Regions from separate parts of the Homo sapiens genome. Here region 2 is linked to region 1. A link is a loop called in an ENCODE intact Hi-C map of the cell type or tissue named here. Cell type or tissue: ascending aorta. All regions are shown on one strand. Each heading gives the region's core, and the rest is flanking DNA. Links, peaks and the distances in the headings are about the cores only. Region 1 overlaps UHRF1 (ubiquitin like with PHD and ring finger domains 1). Region 2 has its middle 19 kb from the start of FEM1A.

Region 1 (5,367 bases), core at 1-5,000:
ACAGTGCAGAGCGGGACAGGCCCTGTGCTAAGAGATTGATTTCGCTTTCATTGTGAGCCTGGCACAGGGCTCACTCCGCCCTTCAAATCCACAACCTCATTGAATTCGCACTGCGCTGCAGCGTGGTGGGTATTAGCCCTATCTAAAATAAGATGATGTGGGAGCTGGCGAGTCGCGGGCCAGGGATGCTGAAAAGATTATGTACAGTGCAGAGCGTTGTACCCGAGCAGGTTAAAGGTGCCGCAAAAGACAGCTATTGTTATTTTGATGTGCAGCCAAAAAAAAAAAAAAGATTGAGGGGTGGGGGCCGCAGATGCCTCTCCCGTTGCCTAGGCTGGGCCGTCTGCCCAAAGTCACTGCCCTCGATCAGCTCCCTGCGTTCCCGCCCATCAAGTGACATCACTGTCACCCTATTCAGCCCAAGTGAGACCACCACGAGATCCTCCATATTCCGAGACAGACCCAACTCTGTTCTGCTCTGGGGTCTCCATCAACTTCACTGCAGACCTTGGGCTGCTAGGCCAGGTTTCTTTAAACAGGGAAAAAAAAAGACTGTGAACACTCTAGAACATTCTATAAGGACAACTGCCCATTTGTGCCCACCGGGAACTGTGTTGCTTTCTATCACGTTAGCCTGGGTGCCTGCAGACTTCACGCTCTGGGAGGTGCTGCTGTGTGCCTCTGTCCCGCCTTCCCGCCACTGTCCAAACCTCCCTGCTGCCAGCTCACTTTCCCAGCCATGCAAGTGGGGAAACTGCATCACCTCTCTGTGGCCCGGAAGACAGAAGCAACGACACGATCTCTTAAAAGCTACTGCATGGGGGCCGGATGCGACGGTTCACACCTCTAATCCCAGCACTTTGGGAGGCCAAGGTGGGGGAGGGGGGTGTGAATCACCTGAGGTCGGGAGTTCGAGACCAGCCTGACCAACATGGAGAAACCCCATCTCTACTAAAAATACAAAAAAAATTAGCTGCGCATGGTGGCGCACACCTGTAATCCCAGCTACTCGGGAGGCTGAGGCAGAAGAATCGCTGGAACCCAGGAGGTGGAGGTTGAGGTAAGCCGAGATCACGCAATTGCACTCCACCTTGGGCAATAAGAGCGAAACTGTCTCCAAAAAAAAAAAAAAAAAAAAAAGCTACTGCATGGGAAACAGCCACAGGGTAAGGGAACTAAGAGGCGGTTATGAAGGTTACACAGGAACACTGAATCTTTTCATAACTACCAGAGCTGACCTGGGAGACGAAATTCAGTGTTGAGAGCCCAGTCTCAGAAACCAAAATCCCAGGTTCCAATCCCAGCTCCCTGTTCAGTCCGGGTGAGTTCCGGCAAGGCTAGGGCCAGGTGTCATCACTGCGGACATCCTGACAATTAAAAGCACAATGTACGTGGCTGGGTGCAGTGGTTCACACCTGTAATCCCAGCACTTTGGGAGACGGAGGTAGGTGGATCACCTGAGGTCAGGAGTTCAAGACCAGCCTGGCCAACATGGTGAAACTCCGTCTCTACTAAAAATACAAAAAATTAATCAGGCGTGGTGGTGGGTGACTGTAATCCCAGCTACTTGGGAGGCTAAGGCAGGAGGATCGCTTGAACTTGGGAGATGAAGGTTGCAGTGAGCCCAGATCGAGCCACTGCACTCCAGCCTGGGCAACAAGAATGAAACTCCATCTCAAAAAAAAAAAAAAAAAAGCACAATGTACATGTCTAATTAACATACGTGTTCCTGTCATTGTCACACTAAACTTAGAAATGTGACAGACACTATTGTATGACTCAAGTATTATGTTACAAATGAGGGGAGATAGGGGTTTTGGGTTGCATGGATGTAGACATTTGTCAAAATTATTCAGTCTGTCTAACATCTGTTTCACTATAGACAAAGCTTTTAGGTCCGGCACTGTAGCTCACGCCTGTAACCCCAAAACTTTGAGAGGCCAAGGCAGGAGGGTCACTTGAGCCCAGGAGACCACCCTGGGCAATATAATAAGACCCCATCTCTACAAAAGATACAAAAACTAGCCAGGCATGGTGGTGCATGCCTATAGTCCTAGCTACTTGGGAGGCTGAGGCTGGAGGATTGCTTGAGCCCAGGAAGCTGAGGCTATAGTGAGCTGTGATCGTGCCACTGCAACACAGCCTGGGCAGAGTGAGATCCTGTCTCAAATAGGAACAACAACAAAAAAAATCAATGAAAACAGAACCAAAAACAAATACTGAGCTCTAGGTACTGACGGTGTGCTGCAGTAATAAGGGAAAGGTGGACTGGTGTCTGCAACTTACTTTGAAATGCATCCCAAAAAGATGGATTGGCGGGCAGAGAGAAAGACAGAGCGCTTCAAGATAAACCTAATAAGTCAGAATACCGATGGTGAAATCTACATGGCAGGTGTGTCTAGGTGTTTTCCCATTCCTGCATGGTTGAAATGCAAAAGTTAAAATGCTAGCTCGGTGGCTGGCATAGAGTGGATACTCAGCATTATCTCCTCTCCTGAACTTGGGAGCATGAGAGTCCAACCCGCCACTGACCTACGCTGTGAACTTAGAAGGTCCTTGCAGGCTTCAGAAACTCTTTGTGAAATGAAGCCTTCTGTGCTGACCCAATAGGCTGAGTGGCAAATCAAAATCAGTTTGGATGCCACAAAGGGAGCACGCATCATAGGAGGAGGGAGGAAGAGAGCGCCAGGCGGAGCTCCTCTGTCGAGCCCGGCCCTGCCTCTTCTCTGCACACACGCGGCTTGCACCGTCAACTCCCCAAGTTCTCCAGATCGCCTCCTCCCGGGGCAGGGCGGGTTAACTCAGATTCTTAAGACTCAAGTCATCACGTCTCTTACGGGAAGAGGGCTAATGAAGGTCTCCTATGGCATGCAAGCCAGAGAAATTAATCATCAGGTCTCATCTGGAGTGAGCAGGCATGATCCTCCCAGCCCCCAAAAACCCCTGGCCGGGCGCAGTGTTTATTTTCCAACCTAGACACCAGATGGCAGCAGTACCCGGTTCAAAATCCAACAACAACACAGTGGGGTACACGCAGCTCAACTGACGACTTTTAATCCAGTTCCAGTAGTCTACGCCCGTCCCCACGGTCCAACCAACTCCAGCAGATGGGACCTACACCTTCGATCACACTGTCTCATCCTGCCGGGAAACCCCACTCCCAGTAGGTCCCACAGTCCCCCACAAAAACACCAACCAAAGTAGCACCTCCACCCCCAGGTGCCAATGGAGGGAGCGCCCCAAACGTGGCAGCTATGAAATCAAAGGGGGACATTTTAAATGCAACGAGGGGCTGGAGACAGAACAGAGAAAGAGACGAGGGTCGGTGGACCCCTCGGGGACCACACGCCCCAGGTCAGCAGCAGCCGCAGCACAGCAGGCTCAGGGTGGCGGAAATTCCTGATTAGCAAGCGCCATCTCCAGACTCTGAATAAGCTAATCCAAATTTTTAGAAACAAACACTCGCAGGGTCTGATGCTTAACCGGTACAGGCTGAGAGCAATTGGTGGTGGATGTTTAAAAAAGAAAACCTGGTCCCCTCCGTCCTAGCTACCAGATGGTCCTGGGCCCTTTCTCGAAAATTCCTCAGCCTTCCATCGGCCACCTCCAAAACTTCTTTCTCTAGCCATTATTTTGAGGCGGAGCTTTGAAAAAAGAAGTTTAAAAGCCCAGACCCTATAGATTCGAGGGCCAGCCGCCAGCCCAGCGTGTCAATCTGTGAGTCCTCCCTTTGTTCCTTCCTCTCGCAGGCATTTGAGGTTTCTGTGGACTTCTCCTTCCGGGAGAGATGAAGTGGGACCGGACGAGGTTGTTGGGGGGGGAGGTGGGAGGGAGAAAGTATCGGCTGGTGGCTGCAGAGGCGCGAGGCCTGGACCAGGCATAGAACAAAGGTGCTGGCGGCGGGTGTACCTGTTTGCCCCTGTAGAACAGCCTCTGCAGGCCTGGCTCCACGTGGAACAGCTCCTGGATCTTCCGCCTCAGCTCCTCCACCTTGGTCAGCCTGGACAGCGAGTCCACCGTGTGGGTCTGCCTCCCGTCCATGGTCCGAACCTGGATCCACATGGTGTCGGCGCTGAGGGGAGGGACAGCAAAAACCCCCATCAGTTTTACCAGCACCTCTGAGCCATGCCATGCTCTAAGGAGTCGGGGTTGCTTTTGTCCGGCCTGTGGACACCAGGAAACTCCCAGGATGCCCTTCCAGTCCTCCTGTACAGCCAGACCCTGGCCAGGACCAGACACAACAAATTAAGCACTTAAGGCATTAACGACTAGCCAAGTGTTGAAGATTGAGGAGGAAGGAGAATGAAAAGAGGGAATTGAAAGAAAAGCAGAAGGTCCAACCCATCCCTCCTTCCCCACGACCAGAGGAGAAAGGAGGCCCGGGCCAAGTGGCCGAGTTGGTTCGTTTATTCATTCATTCATTGATTCATTCATTCCTCGGATTCCTATTTACGGAAGAGGGAATCCCAGAAGTCCAGCGCGGGCCGGAACTTCAGAAGTCCCGGGGGAACTCAACCAAGTGCCACTGAGAGGGAAAAACCCCACCCGAGATCCGCGGACCCCGGGACCCCTCGGTGCCCACGCCCCCCCTCCTTGCCGGCCCCCCCCGCGCGCGTGCGCGACCGGGCCCGCCCCGCGGTGGCCATGGTAACCGGCCGCCCCGTCCCGGCCACCCGCGAGCGCGCGCGCCCCGCGACTCACCTCGACCTCCAACCCCCGGCAGCTCGCGCCCCTCCAAACCCTGGACCCTCGGCGTCCCTCCCGCACTCCCACTGGCCCGCGCGGGTCGCGCCAGCGAGCCCACGCCCACCCCCGCCGCCGGGACTACAGAGGGGGCCCCCGCTCGTCAAGTCCCGCCCCCCTTCACTTGAGCCGCCTCTTATTGGCTCCGCAGCACCCGGCCGCCCCGCCCCGCTCGCTCCCCATTGGCCCAGATGCTCCCGGGGAACTCAGGGCGCGCGAAATCGGGCTCGGGCGCGACAATTGAATCGCGGGGCGCCCCGCGCGCAGGCGCGGAGCCTGACATCCTCCCCGGCGGCTCGCCAGGCCCTCCCCCACCCGGCGCGCTCGACCCCCCGCCGGGCTCCGGGGACGCAGCGCTGGTCCCGGCTCCAGCCGGATGTGTGCCGGGGAACGATTCCCGAGGGTTAGGTGGAAGGGGAGGCCCTGGATCCCGGGACAGAGTGCGGGACATGCGTGCGCCCGGGCTGGCCGCGCGGGAAAGTTTTGCAAAGTTCCCGAGCCCCGTGCGCCCGGCCCGGGCTGGCACCCCGACCCGGCCCGCCCGCTCACCTCTCCGGTCGCCGCGAACAGCTTGTCTGCCTGCGCGCGTGGCCCGGCTGGGGATGGCGATGAAACCGCGTGCGT
Region 2 (5,367 bases), core at 291-5,290, 100 kb after region 1:
TTCCCAACAAAGGGTTTCGGACCATCCAGGCCGGAACCAGCTGCAAATACCTGAGCAGGGGCAGTGAACTGGCTATTCCTTCATTTGACCAACGTTCATCCAGCGCCTACTGTGTGCTGGGAGTTGTCCCAGACAGCAGACAGAAGTGATTAGTCATTGGCTGTCATTTCCGTAGGGGAGGAGAGGAAGGAATAGTAAACAAATTATAAAAGAAGAAAGCAAAATAGTTTCAGAAAGTGAAGAGCCTTCGGGCTGGGTGCGGTGGCTCACCCCTGTAATCCCAGCACTTTGGGAGGCTGAGGCGGGCGGATCATGAGGTCAGGAGATCGAGATCATCCTGGCTAACAGGGTGAAACCTCGTCTCTACTAAAAATACAAAAAATTAGCCAGGCGTGGTGGCACGCGCCTGTAATTCCAGATACTTGGGAGGCTGAGGCAGAAGAATCATTTGAACCCAGGAGGTAGAGGTTGCTGTGAGCTGAGATGGGGCTATTGCACTCCAGCCTGGACAACAAGAGCAAAACTCTGTCTCAAAAACAAAAAACAGGCCGGGCGCGGTGGCTCACGCCTGTAATCCCAGCACTTCGGGAGACCGAGGCGGGCGGATCATGAGGTCAGGAGATCGAGACCATCCTGGCTAACACGGTGAAACCCCGTCTCTACTAAAACTACAAAAAATTAGCCGGGCGTGGTGGCGGGCACTTGTAGTCCCAGCTACTCGGGAGGCTGAGGCAGGAGAATGGCGTGAACCCGGGAGGCGGAGCTTGCAGTGAGCCGAGATCGCACCACTGCACTCCAGCCTGGGCGACAGAGCGAGACTCCGTCTCAAAAAAAAAAAAAGAAGTGGTGGTGGGAGTGTCTCAGGAGAAAGAATTTCAGCAGGGGTGGCCGAAGGGGCTCTCTAGGAGGGGGTGTTGGAGTTGAGACCTGGGGGGAAGAAAAGGAGTCAGTCATGGGAAGAGCTGGAGGTGAAAGTGGGAATGACCTTCTAGGCAGAGGGCACAGCCCATGCAAAGGCCCTGGGGGCAGATGGCACCTGGTGTGTTGGAGGAACAGCGAGGAGGCTGGAGCAGAGTGAGCGACGGGCAGAGAGGGAGGAGGGGAGGGCGAAAAGGGGATGGGGCAGGTTAAGCAGGGCCTGGTGGGTCATGGGGAGGTCTTGGGCTTTGACCCCCAGGCGGGTGGGAGCCATGCAGGGCTGTGGGCAGAGGAGGGACAGGACCTGACTCCAGTGCTCACAGGTGCCCTCTGGTGGCCGCTGCAGGGAGGACAGACCTTGGTGGGCCAGGGCTGATGCTGGGGCACCAGGGTGGAGGCGACTGCACTGGTCTGGGTGAGTGATGTTGGCTGGGGCTGGACCAGGTAGAGACAAGAGCAGAGGAGATGTGGGCACATTCAGGGCCTGCCCAGTTCAGAGGACCCTTTCCTGTTCCTTAAAGTGACTGAAAAAGAATTCGGCCCAGGAACCTTCACTTGTCCCAGGTCAGCCAGGCTGGCCTCGGCAGCAGGAACAGCGGGTTCAAGCCCCTGCTTCTCCCTGAGATAGTGTGGCACTTGGGGCAAGACACAGCCTTCCTCTTCCTCTTCTTCTTCTTCTTCCTCCTCCTCCTCTTCCTCTTCTTCTTCCTCTTCCTCCTCCTCTTCCTCTTCCTCTTCTTCTTCTTTCTTCTTCTTTCTTCTTCTTCTATTTTGTGACAGAGTTTCACTCTTCTTGCCCAGGCTGGAGTGCAATGGTGGAATCTCGGCTCACTGCAACCTCCGCCTCCTGGGTTCAAGCAATTCTCCTGCCTCAGCCTCCTGAGTAGCTGGGATGACAGGCACCCACCACCACATCCAGCTAAATTTTTTTTTTTTTTTTTTTTTTTTTTTTTAGTAGAGACAGGGTTTCCTCATGTTGGCCAGGCTGGTCTTGAACTCCTGACCTCAGGTGATCCACCTGCTTCGGCCTCCCAAAGTGCTGGGATTACAGGCGTGAGCCACCGCGCCCGGCCGGCAGCCTTTTTCTGGGCCTCATCTTCCTCATTTGTACCATAGACCTCACGTCTGGAACTCCCATTCCCAGCTGTCTCCACATACCTCCTGTAGATCTGTAAAGCAGGGTCATTTTGAATGCCCTGAGGGTCGGGCACGGTGGCTGACGTCTGTAATCCCAGCAGTTTGGGAGGCCGAAGTGGGAGGATCACATGAAGCCAGGACTTTGAGATCAGCCTGGTCAACACAGTGAGAATCCTGTCTCAATGAAATGAAATGAAATAATGAAATAAAAAGCCAGGCTTGGTGGCACCCACCTGCTGTCCCAGCTACTGGGAGGCTGAAGCAGGAGGATCCCTTGAGCCCAGGAAGTCAAGGCTGCAGTGAGATATCATGGTGTCACTGCACTCCAGCCTGGGTGACAAAGCTGGACCTTGTCTCAAAAAAAAAAAAAAGCTCAGGCTCCTTGGCTCACGCCTGTAATCCCAGCACTTTGGGAGGCCAAGATGGGAGGATCATTTGAGGTCAGGATTTAAAAGACCAGCCTGACCAACATGGTGAAACCCTGTCTGTACTAAAAATACAAAAATTAGCCGAGCGTGGTGATGCGTGCCTTTAATCCCAGCTACTCAGGAGCCTGAGGCAGGAGAATTGCTTGAACCTGGGAGGTGGAGGTTGCAGTGAGCCGAGATCACGCCACCGCACTCCAGCCTGGGCTACGGAGTGAGACTCTGTCTCAAAAAAAAGAAAGAAAGAGGCCGGGCGCAGTGGCTCACACCTGTAATCCCAGCACTTTGGGAGGCCCAGGCAGGCGGATCACGAGGTCAGGAGATCAAGACCATCCTGACCAACATGGTGAAACCCCGTCTCTACCAAAAATACAAAAAAATTAGCCAGGCGTGGTGGCGGGCGCCTGTAGTCCCAGCTACTCAGGAGGCTGAGGCAGGAGAATGGCGTGAACCTGGGAGGCGGAGCTTGCAGTGAGCTGAGATCGCACCACTGCACTCCAGCCTGGATGACAGAGCGAAACTCCATTAAAAAGAAAAGAAAAGAAAAGAAAAGAAATCTATGTTGTCCAGTGCTGGAGACAGACAGTATTAGGCAGTTATGGGGTGATGGGGGCTCTGATGGGGAAGCTGTGGGACCCCAAAGGGGACCCTAGACTGGCCTGGGGAGATTAAAGGAAGTTTCTGAAAGAAGGAAGTAAGCTAAGACCTCAGGCCTTCATTGGAATGAGCCACGGGCGGGGAGAGAGTTCTAGAAGGTGGTACAGCATGGGTGAAGGTCTGGAAGGTCTGGAAGGCAGCTCCAGGCAGGACCAGGTCCCCAGCTCTAGGGGCTCAGCTGCGATTTGCGCTGCCCCAGCGCCCTCTGGTGGCCACCGCCCGCCGGCCCCACGTGGCCACGAAAGCCCAGATTCCCTGGGAGCCTAACAGCCTTGAAGAAAAATAGGAAGAAAAAAAAATAAGAAAATGTCCCATTTATTTCTTTATTTATTTTGAGATGGAGTTTTTGCTCTTGTTGCCCAGGCTGGAGTGCAGTGGCGCGATCTTGGCTCACTGCAACTTCCACCTCCCGGTTTCAAGCGATTCTCCTGCCTCAGTCTCTCAAGTAGCTGGGATTACAGGCATGCACCACCATGCCCAGCTAATGTTGTGTTTTTAGTAGAGACGAGGTTTCTCCATATTGGCCAGGCTGGTCTCGAACTCCTGACCTCAGGTGATCTGCCCGCCTTGGCCTCCCAAAGTGCTGGGATTACAGGCGTGAGCCACCGAGCCCGGCCCAATGTCCCCTCTATTTAAAAACGGTGAAATGTGAATAAATAACAGAGGATTTCTTTCTGGAAGTCAGTATACACACAGCCAGACCGGGCTGGGCAGCTATATGTGCCTGCTTGGAATGATCTCTTTCTGATACATATTTTTTTGAGACCAACTCTTACTCTGTCGCCCAGGCTGGAGTGCAGTGGCCTGATCTCAGCTCATTGCAGCCTTCGCCTCACAGGTTTAAGCAATTCACCTGCCTCAGCTTTCCGAGTAGCTGGGATTACAGGCATGCGCCACCACGGCCAGCTAATTTTTGTATTTTTAGTAGAGATGGGGTTTCACATATGTTGTCCAAGCTGGTCTTGAACTCCTGAGTAGCTGGGATTACAAGCATGCGTCACCATGCCCAGCTAATTTTGTATTTTTAGTGGAGACGGGGTTTATCCATGTTGGTCAGGCTGGTCCTGAACTCTTGACCTTAGGTGATCCACCTGCCTCGGCCTCCCAAAGTGCTGGGATTACAGGCCTGAGCCACTGTGCCCGGCATTTATTATTATTATTGTTTATTTTTTATTTTTTGAGATGGCGTCTCGCCCCGGCACCCAGGCTGGAGTGCAGTGGCGTGATCTCCACCTCCTGGTTCAAGCGATTCTTGTGCCTCAGCCTTCCAAGTAGCTGGGATTACAGGGGCCCGCCACCACACCCAGCTATTTTTTATATTTTTAGTAGGAGACGGGGGTTTTACCATGTTGGCTAGGTTGGTCTCGAACTCCTGACCTCAGGTGATCTGCCCACCTCGGCCTCCCAAAGTGTTGGGATTACAGGCGTGAGCCACTGCGCCTGGTCCTGTTATTTCTTAAGTGGAGACATCAGTGGTTTTTACTGTATTCACTATATTATGCAACTATTGCCACTATCTAATTTCAGAAACTTTCATCACCCCAAAAAGCAGCACTGGAACCATCAGCTGACACTGCCCACTGCCTCCCCCCAGCCCCGGCACCCATGCATCCCCTTCCTGTTTCTGTGGATGAGCCTGTCCTGAACATTTCACAGAAATTGGATCACGTGGCCGGGCGCGGTGTCTCACACCTGTAATCCCAGCACTTTCGGAGGCCAAGGCAGGTGGATCACAAGGTCAGGAAATCGAGACCATCCTGGCTAACACGGTGAAACCCCGTCTCTACTAAAAATATAAAAAAATTAGCCGGGCGTGGTGGCGGGCGCCTGTAATCCCAGCTACTCGGGAGGCTGAGGCAGGAGAATGGCGTGAACCTGGGAGGCAGAGCTTGCAGTGAGCCGAGATCACGCCACTGCACTCCAGCCTGGGCAACAGAGCGAGACTCCATCTCAGAAAAAAAAAAAAAGAAAGAAATTGGATCACACACTGTGTGGCCTTTTGTGTCTGCCTTCTCTCACTGAGCAAAACATGAATATGTTTTCTGATGCCCATCCTATTTTTTGAGACAGGGTCTCATTCTGTTACCCAGCCTGCAGTGCAGTGGCAAGATCATGGTTCACTGTAGCCTTGAACTCCTGGGCTCAAGCGATCCTCCCGCCTCAGCTTCCCAGGTAGCGGGGACTACAGGCAGGCACCACCACACCCGGCTAACTTTTGTATTTTTTTGTA

What was found. A loop is a pair of places that touch in the nucleus more often than their neighbours do. Peaks named below come from ENCODE experiments on the same cell type or tissue, not always from the same donor. Only the 100,000 strongest peaks of a DNase experiment are listed, where the experiment ranks them.
Region 2: a loop joins it to region 1, with 8 times the contacts of the local background. A loop is called at or near these places in 88 of 110 quality-filtered maps.

What each region holds. Positions count from the first base shown.
Region 1 is chr19:4,909,581-4,914,947 of GRCh38, reverse strand. It overlaps UHRF1 (ubiquitin like with PHD and ring finger domains 1), which reads right to left. Exons shown (of 17, transcript NM_001048201.3): 1 at 5,293-5,367; 2 at 3,910-4,072. The coding sequence starts at 4,062. It also overlaps a transcript of ARRDC5 not described here. Among named protein-coding and RNA genes, the nearest start is that of UHRF1, 2.8 kb to the right of the region's middle. RefSeq lists a silencer at 4,589-5,108. In ascending aorta, for the core only: a CTCF peak has its summit at 2,982 (motif pointing right); DNase peaks (open chromatin) are centred at 2,857, 4,463 and 4,907; H3K4me3 peaks cover 2,463 bases; H3K27ac peaks cover 2,137 bases.
Region 2 is chr19:4,807,742-4,813,108 of GRCh38, reverse strand. No RefSeq gene overlaps it. Among named protein-coding and RNA genes, the nearest start is that of FEM1A, 19 kb to the right of the region's middle. RefSeq lists enhancers at 122-201, 1-590. In ascending aorta, for the core only: CTCF peaks have their summits at 1,259 (motif pointing left) and 3,343 (motif pointing left); DNase peaks (open chromatin) are centred at 1,248, 3,308 and 4,751; H3K4me3 peaks cover 294 bases; H3K27ac peaks cover 2,868 bases.